2 separate regions of the Homo sapiens genome follow, and region 2 is linked to region 1. Evidence: chromatin contacts called from ENCODE Hi-C or POLR2A ChIA-PET data. All regions are on one chromosome and are shown on one strand. Each heading gives the region's core, a stretch centred on a gene start or an enhancer-like site at or near the end of the contact. The rest is flanking DNA. Distances are from core to core; before and after follow the strand shown. Region 1 overlaps RCAN3 (RCAN family member 3). Region 2 has its middle 87 kb from the start of SYF2.

What was found. A loop is a pair of places that touch in the nucleus more often than their neighbours do. ChIA-PET counts read pairs that join two places held with the same protein, here RNA polymerase II (POLR2A). Pooled maps may share reads with other maps.
Region 2: a loop to region 1 is called in a map with no recorded cell type, with 5 times the contacts of the local background. The contact joins two enhancer-like sites. A Hi-C loop is called at or near these places in 2 of 37 single-sample maps with no recorded cell type and 2 of 50 pooled maps. POLR2A ChIA-PET finds 5 or more read pairs at or near these places in 1 of 52 experiments (endothelial cell of umbilical vein).

What each region holds. Positions count from the first base shown.
Region 1 is chr1:24,535,379-24,537,965 of GRCh38, reverse strand. It overlaps RCAN3 (RCAN family member 3), which reads right to left. Exons shown (of 5, transcript NM_013441.4): 5 at 1-2,587. Among named protein-coding and RNA genes, the nearest start is that of NCMAP-DT, 19 kb to the left of the region's middle. RefSeq lists enhancers at 1,418-1,507, 1,334-1,983, 1,984-2,587. Within about 2 kb of position 1,290, at least 14 of the 41 ENCODE cell types and tissues checked have a DNase peak (open chromatin) inside an H3K27ac peak, as active enhancers do.
Region 2 is chr1:25,144,566-25,147,152 of GRCh38, reverse strand. No RefSeq gene overlaps it. Among named protein-coding and RNA genes, the nearest start is that of SYF2, 87 kb to the left of the region's middle. RefSeq lists enhancers at 648-737, 748-907. Within about 2 kb of position 1,277, at least 3 of the 41 ENCODE cell types and tissues checked have a DNase peak (open chromatin) inside an H3K27ac peak, as active enhancers do.

The DNA.
Region 1 (2,587 bases), core at 41-2,540:
GAGGTTATGATTTCTAAAGAAAACATGGCTACTATACTATCAATCAGGGTTAAATCTTTTTTTTTTGAGACGGAGTTTCGCTCTTGTTGCCGAGGCTGGAGTGCGATGGCGTGATCTCGGCTCACCGCAACCTCCGTCTCCCGGTTCAGGAAATTCTCCTGCCTCAGCCTCCCAAGTAGCTGGGATTACAGGCATGTGCCACCATGCCAGGCTAATTTTGTATTTTTTAAGTAGAGACAGGATTTCACCATGTTGGTCAGGCTGGTCTTGAACTCCTGACCTCAGGTGGATCCACCCACCTTGGCCTCCCAAAGTGCTGGGATTATGGTGTGAGCCACCACACCTGGTCCTATCAGGGTTAAATCCAAGTAATAACTCAATTTCAAAAAAATTGCAGAAAAGCCTATTAAAAGAAAAAAAAAACCATGAGACTTATCTCTTGTAAATTTGTTACATGAACTAGATATTAAACAGCCAAAAAAGGACAGCGATGATAGTATCTGTTAAGATCCTGGTTCATTTCACAATATGAAAAAGTTGATGGGTACTTAGTAGCTTTTTTAAAAAAATTCATTTTATTATATTATACTAGAAAAATGAAAATATTAATACTTTCCATTCAGAAAAGCTTAAATGACTCGTCTCTAATTTTGGTTTAAAGTTTTCTTCAATTTATTCAAGGCTCTCAAAAAAAAAATAGAAAAGCACTGTAATTTGCACTGCTTGACTGTAAAATGTTTTATGTGTTAGGAATAGAATATTCTTTAATGGGCAGGCAGAGAATGAAAGCCAAGCCAAATAACAAAATCTCATGGGTTTTGATCACTTAGAAAATTACAGTGAATCAATATTACCTAAAAGGAAATTCAAAAAATTCCCAATTGTTGATAATACATGTCTCCTGGCATACAGGGTCCATCTTGCAGTAAAAAATGGGCACAATGCTGAGTTCAGAACTGCAGAGTAAATTTATTGGGTGGTTGTCGGTTAAAATGACAAATGATGATCTGAATTCAATACATTAAATTGCTGATAGAATTGCAAATTTCAACTGAATTTACATTGAGGCCTAGCAGTGGTAGTTGGCTACAACTGGAACAGTTTATCACCTCAGGGTATTTGAGGGCAAGGAAGATACAGAAAAAAAAAAAATTAGGGGTATGCAACACAGTTTAAGTGCTCAGAAATAAATTTTACCACAGTGAGAACGAAACCACAATGACATGTTACTAACACTGTGCAGACGTCATGGTTGAATGCCTGCGTTCTGTTCCTTCCTGGTGGCAGCCGCCTTGGTTCATTAGTTCTCATGTTTGCAGCTCCTTCACATGCCCCGGAGCTTCCCAAGTGTGCCACTCAAAGGAAACAGCACAGTGAGTGGAGGCCAGCAGACCCACCCGGCCCAAAACAGAGCCTTCTCAGTTATGAGACTTTTCTACAGAAGGGACTTCAAAGTCTAAACAGACCAGAGAGAGTTAAAAAGATCCTGCTGCTTCTTAGGGAAGTTCAAAGGTACATTCTGACACCTAAGTGGGAAACAATTCTGTTTTAGGAAAAGTGCCAACTGCAATCCGGGTACAAAATTTCAACAAAAAGAAAAGTAAAACTGAATGATCTCCCCCTCATTCCCTAATTCATAGAAAAATAGTAGGTGTGACTTTTGTTTCAAAGCAAGCTGAAAAATGGTTAAATGGACAATTTACAAATGGTCTTCAGAAAACCTTATCATTACCTTTTCTAGTTGAAAGTCCATGAATGACATACATAAACGTACACATCATAGCCAAAAAACTCAAGAACTAGTGGTTAACAAGATACTGGAAAAGGTGAAGGATAAAAACTGGTGAATGAAGGTAGCTGGGTGGTCTACAGGCTAGAACACGGTCACGAACGGCAGAATGCAGTAGCCACCTGCGATCCTAATCATTCAAGCTTACTGGTGATACGTCCCACTTCTAAAGTGGCCGTCCTTCCTGGGCAGCCATGTCTGGAGGGCGCCACATCAGGAATGAGGGCCTGTGCATTGCTTTGTCCCAAATTCCAGATAAGAGCAACATGTGGGTGGATCTGTGTCGTAAGACTCATCCTCAAAGTGGATTTGGCATTTCTTCCCCAAAGCTAATTGAACAAATACTTGAGAACCATGATTTCTATGAATTATTCTGTATTTCTGGTTTCTTTTCCTGCAAAAAATTTCATGTATACTGAGTAACAACCTTTGATCGATTTATTAATTAGAAGCTATTTATACCAGTAGAAAAATACCCACAAACAATTAAAATTATAAGACTATTTTTAAATTCATAAAAATGGTACTGTACTGGGTGTGACTACATTTCCAGTTTTTGGTGTCTCATGTGATACAGAATCAGGAGGACTTACATGGCTGGAGGGGAGGGGAGCTGTTTTCCTAATTTGTTACTATTTAAAAATGGTTAAGGGTGGCCACATCTTGGGGGCTTCTCCTTTAATGTAAAGTCCCTTTTGGAATATCACTTAAAATCTGGGACAGGTCAAATCAGCTGCTACTCTACACGACCGTGTCTGCAGTACAGGCGTGGTGAGAAGACCTATACCTCACTCGGCA
Region 2 (2,587 bases), core at 28-2,527, 610 kb before region 1:
TATTTATTAAGACGGAGTCTTGCTCTGTCGCCAGGCTGGAGTGCAATGACGTGATATTGGCTCACTGCAACCTCCGCCTCCCGGGTTCAAGCAATTCTCCCTGCCTCAGCCTCCTGAGTAGCTGGGATTACAGACATGTGCCACCACGCCCAGCTAATTTTTGTATTTTTAGTAGAGACGGGGTTTCACCATATTGGCCAGGCTGGTCTCGATCTCTTGACCTCAGGTGATCTGCCTGCCTCGGCCTCCAAAAGTGCTGAGATTACAGGCGTGAGCCACCGCGCCCGGCCCTGCAGTTATTTTTCACGTTGTTGTTGGCAGTCGAGGTTGCTGCTGGACACACTGAAAAAGAGAAAATAGTAACGTCTGGAGCAGGACCCTGTGGTTGGGCTGCTGGTGGGAGGCAGCCGGACCTCCTGGGAGGGAGAGTTGGAACCTCGCTCAGTTTGGTGGTGCTTCGGCTTCCCGGACCTCGAACTCCTGGGGCCCGTCCGCCTCCCTGCTCTGGCTTCAGACGCTGGCTGGAATGCTGCTCAGCACATTAGCTGTGAAGTTAACTGGCTCCGGATCACAAGTTCACTGGCTCCGGATCACAAGTTCACTGGCTCCGGATCACAAGTTCACCACTCTCTGTTCAGGGTGGCAAAAGGAACCTCGTCTGGTGGCCAGAGCCAAGGGAGGGAGAGAGTGGGAGGCTGTGGGGCCCCTGAGCAGTAAAGCATCTTCTCTGATGACTCCTCTCCCTTACATAGTCTTCAGTGATTCCTTAGCATGGAGAAGAGGCTGAGTTGGCTAATTATGAAGGGGGAAGGAAAAAAGACAACAAAACCCCCAGCTACCCTGTAACATAAAACGCTGCCTCCTCAAGACCTTTGTCATATTGTTCTCGCTCCAGAAACTTGGGGTTTCTCACCCTTGTGATATCTGTGCCTGGGCGTGCACCATTTGTCACTCTCAAAAACTGGCCCAGGAACACTTGGTGAGGGGTTATTGTGCTGCAGGAACGGCTCTTACATGAATAGGCATTCCTTTCCACCCACATGCTTGAAAACTGGTTATAATTAGAACCATTTCTACCTGTTCTGACACTTACAGCGGGAGTGTTCGTAGGGGTCCTGCCCAGAGCCCTGACCAAGCTGCGGAAGGCAGAGCCAGAAAGTGGGTTCTAATCCCACCCTCGGCCACTGTGGCTATTAGCTATGCTTCACTAAGAGTCCTACGGTTGGAAGTCCTTGGACCGTGAAGGAGAGAGCTGCACCTCCGCCTCGCGCCACCCCTGTCACATCCTGATTCTGTCTCTCGGGCCTTTCTCTCTCCTTCTGCCGGGAAGCCTGGGAGGGAACAGTTCTAGCCTGAATCCACAAGACGTTCGAATTTTGATATATTTTCACATAAAAATGTCAACTTTTTAGTGGAAGGAGCTTTAGAAATAATTTCATTGTGTGGTTTTCAACTCTTGGGGAGACTTAAAAAAAAAAAACCACGTATCTGGGCCCCACCCCAGTCTCCCAACGCAAGTGGTATTTTGAAAGGGCTCTCAGGTGGGTTTTCCTTTTTAATTAAACTTCTAATTTTGAAACAATTGTAAATTCACATGTAGTTGTAAGAAATAATACAGAAAAATCCTTTGTTCTCTTTGCCTCGTTTCTACCAATGGTAACATCTTGCAAAACTATAGTAGGGTATTGGCTGGCCGGTGTGGCTTACTCCCGTAATCCCTGAACTTTGAGAGGCTGAGGTGGGTGAATCCCATATATATATGTATACACACACATATATATATGTATATATATATATATACACACACACACACACATATATATATATATAGAGAGAGACAGATATATATATATATATATAGAGAGAGAGAGAGAGAGAGAGAGAGACAGAGAGAGAGAGCTCACACCTGCAATCCCAGCACTTTGGGAGGCTGAGGTGGGCGGATCACAAGGTCAGGAGATTGAGACCATCCTGGCTAACATGATGAAATCCCATCTCTACTTAAAAAAAAATACAAAAAATTAGCTGGGCGTGGTGGCACACACCTGTAATCCCAGCTACTTGGGAGGCTGAGGCAGGAGAATCACCTGAACCCAGGAGGCAGAGGTTGCAGTGAGCCAATATCGCGCCACTGCACTCCAGCCTTGGGTGACAGAGTGAGACTGTCTCAAAAAAAAAAATCTATCTATCTATCTATCTATCTATCTATCTATCTATCTATCTATCATCTATCATCTATCTATCTACCTCTTGATCGTAGGCATCAGAACAAGGATGCTGCCGTTGATACAGTCAAGATACAGAACAGTCTCATCTCCACAAAGATCCCTCATGCACTGACTTCCCTCTGCCCCCACTCCTCCTTTACTCCTGGCAACCCCTAATCTGTTTTCCATTTCTATGTCTAGTTTTGCCATTTCAAGAAGCTTGTATAAATGGAATTGTGCAGTATCCAACCGTTTGGGATTCAGTTGTTTCATTCAGCATAATTCTCCGAAGATTAATCCAGGTTGTGCGTAGCAAGGGTTCGTTGCTGTCTATGGCTGAGTTGTGCTCTGTGGTGTGGACATACCATAGTTTGTTCACC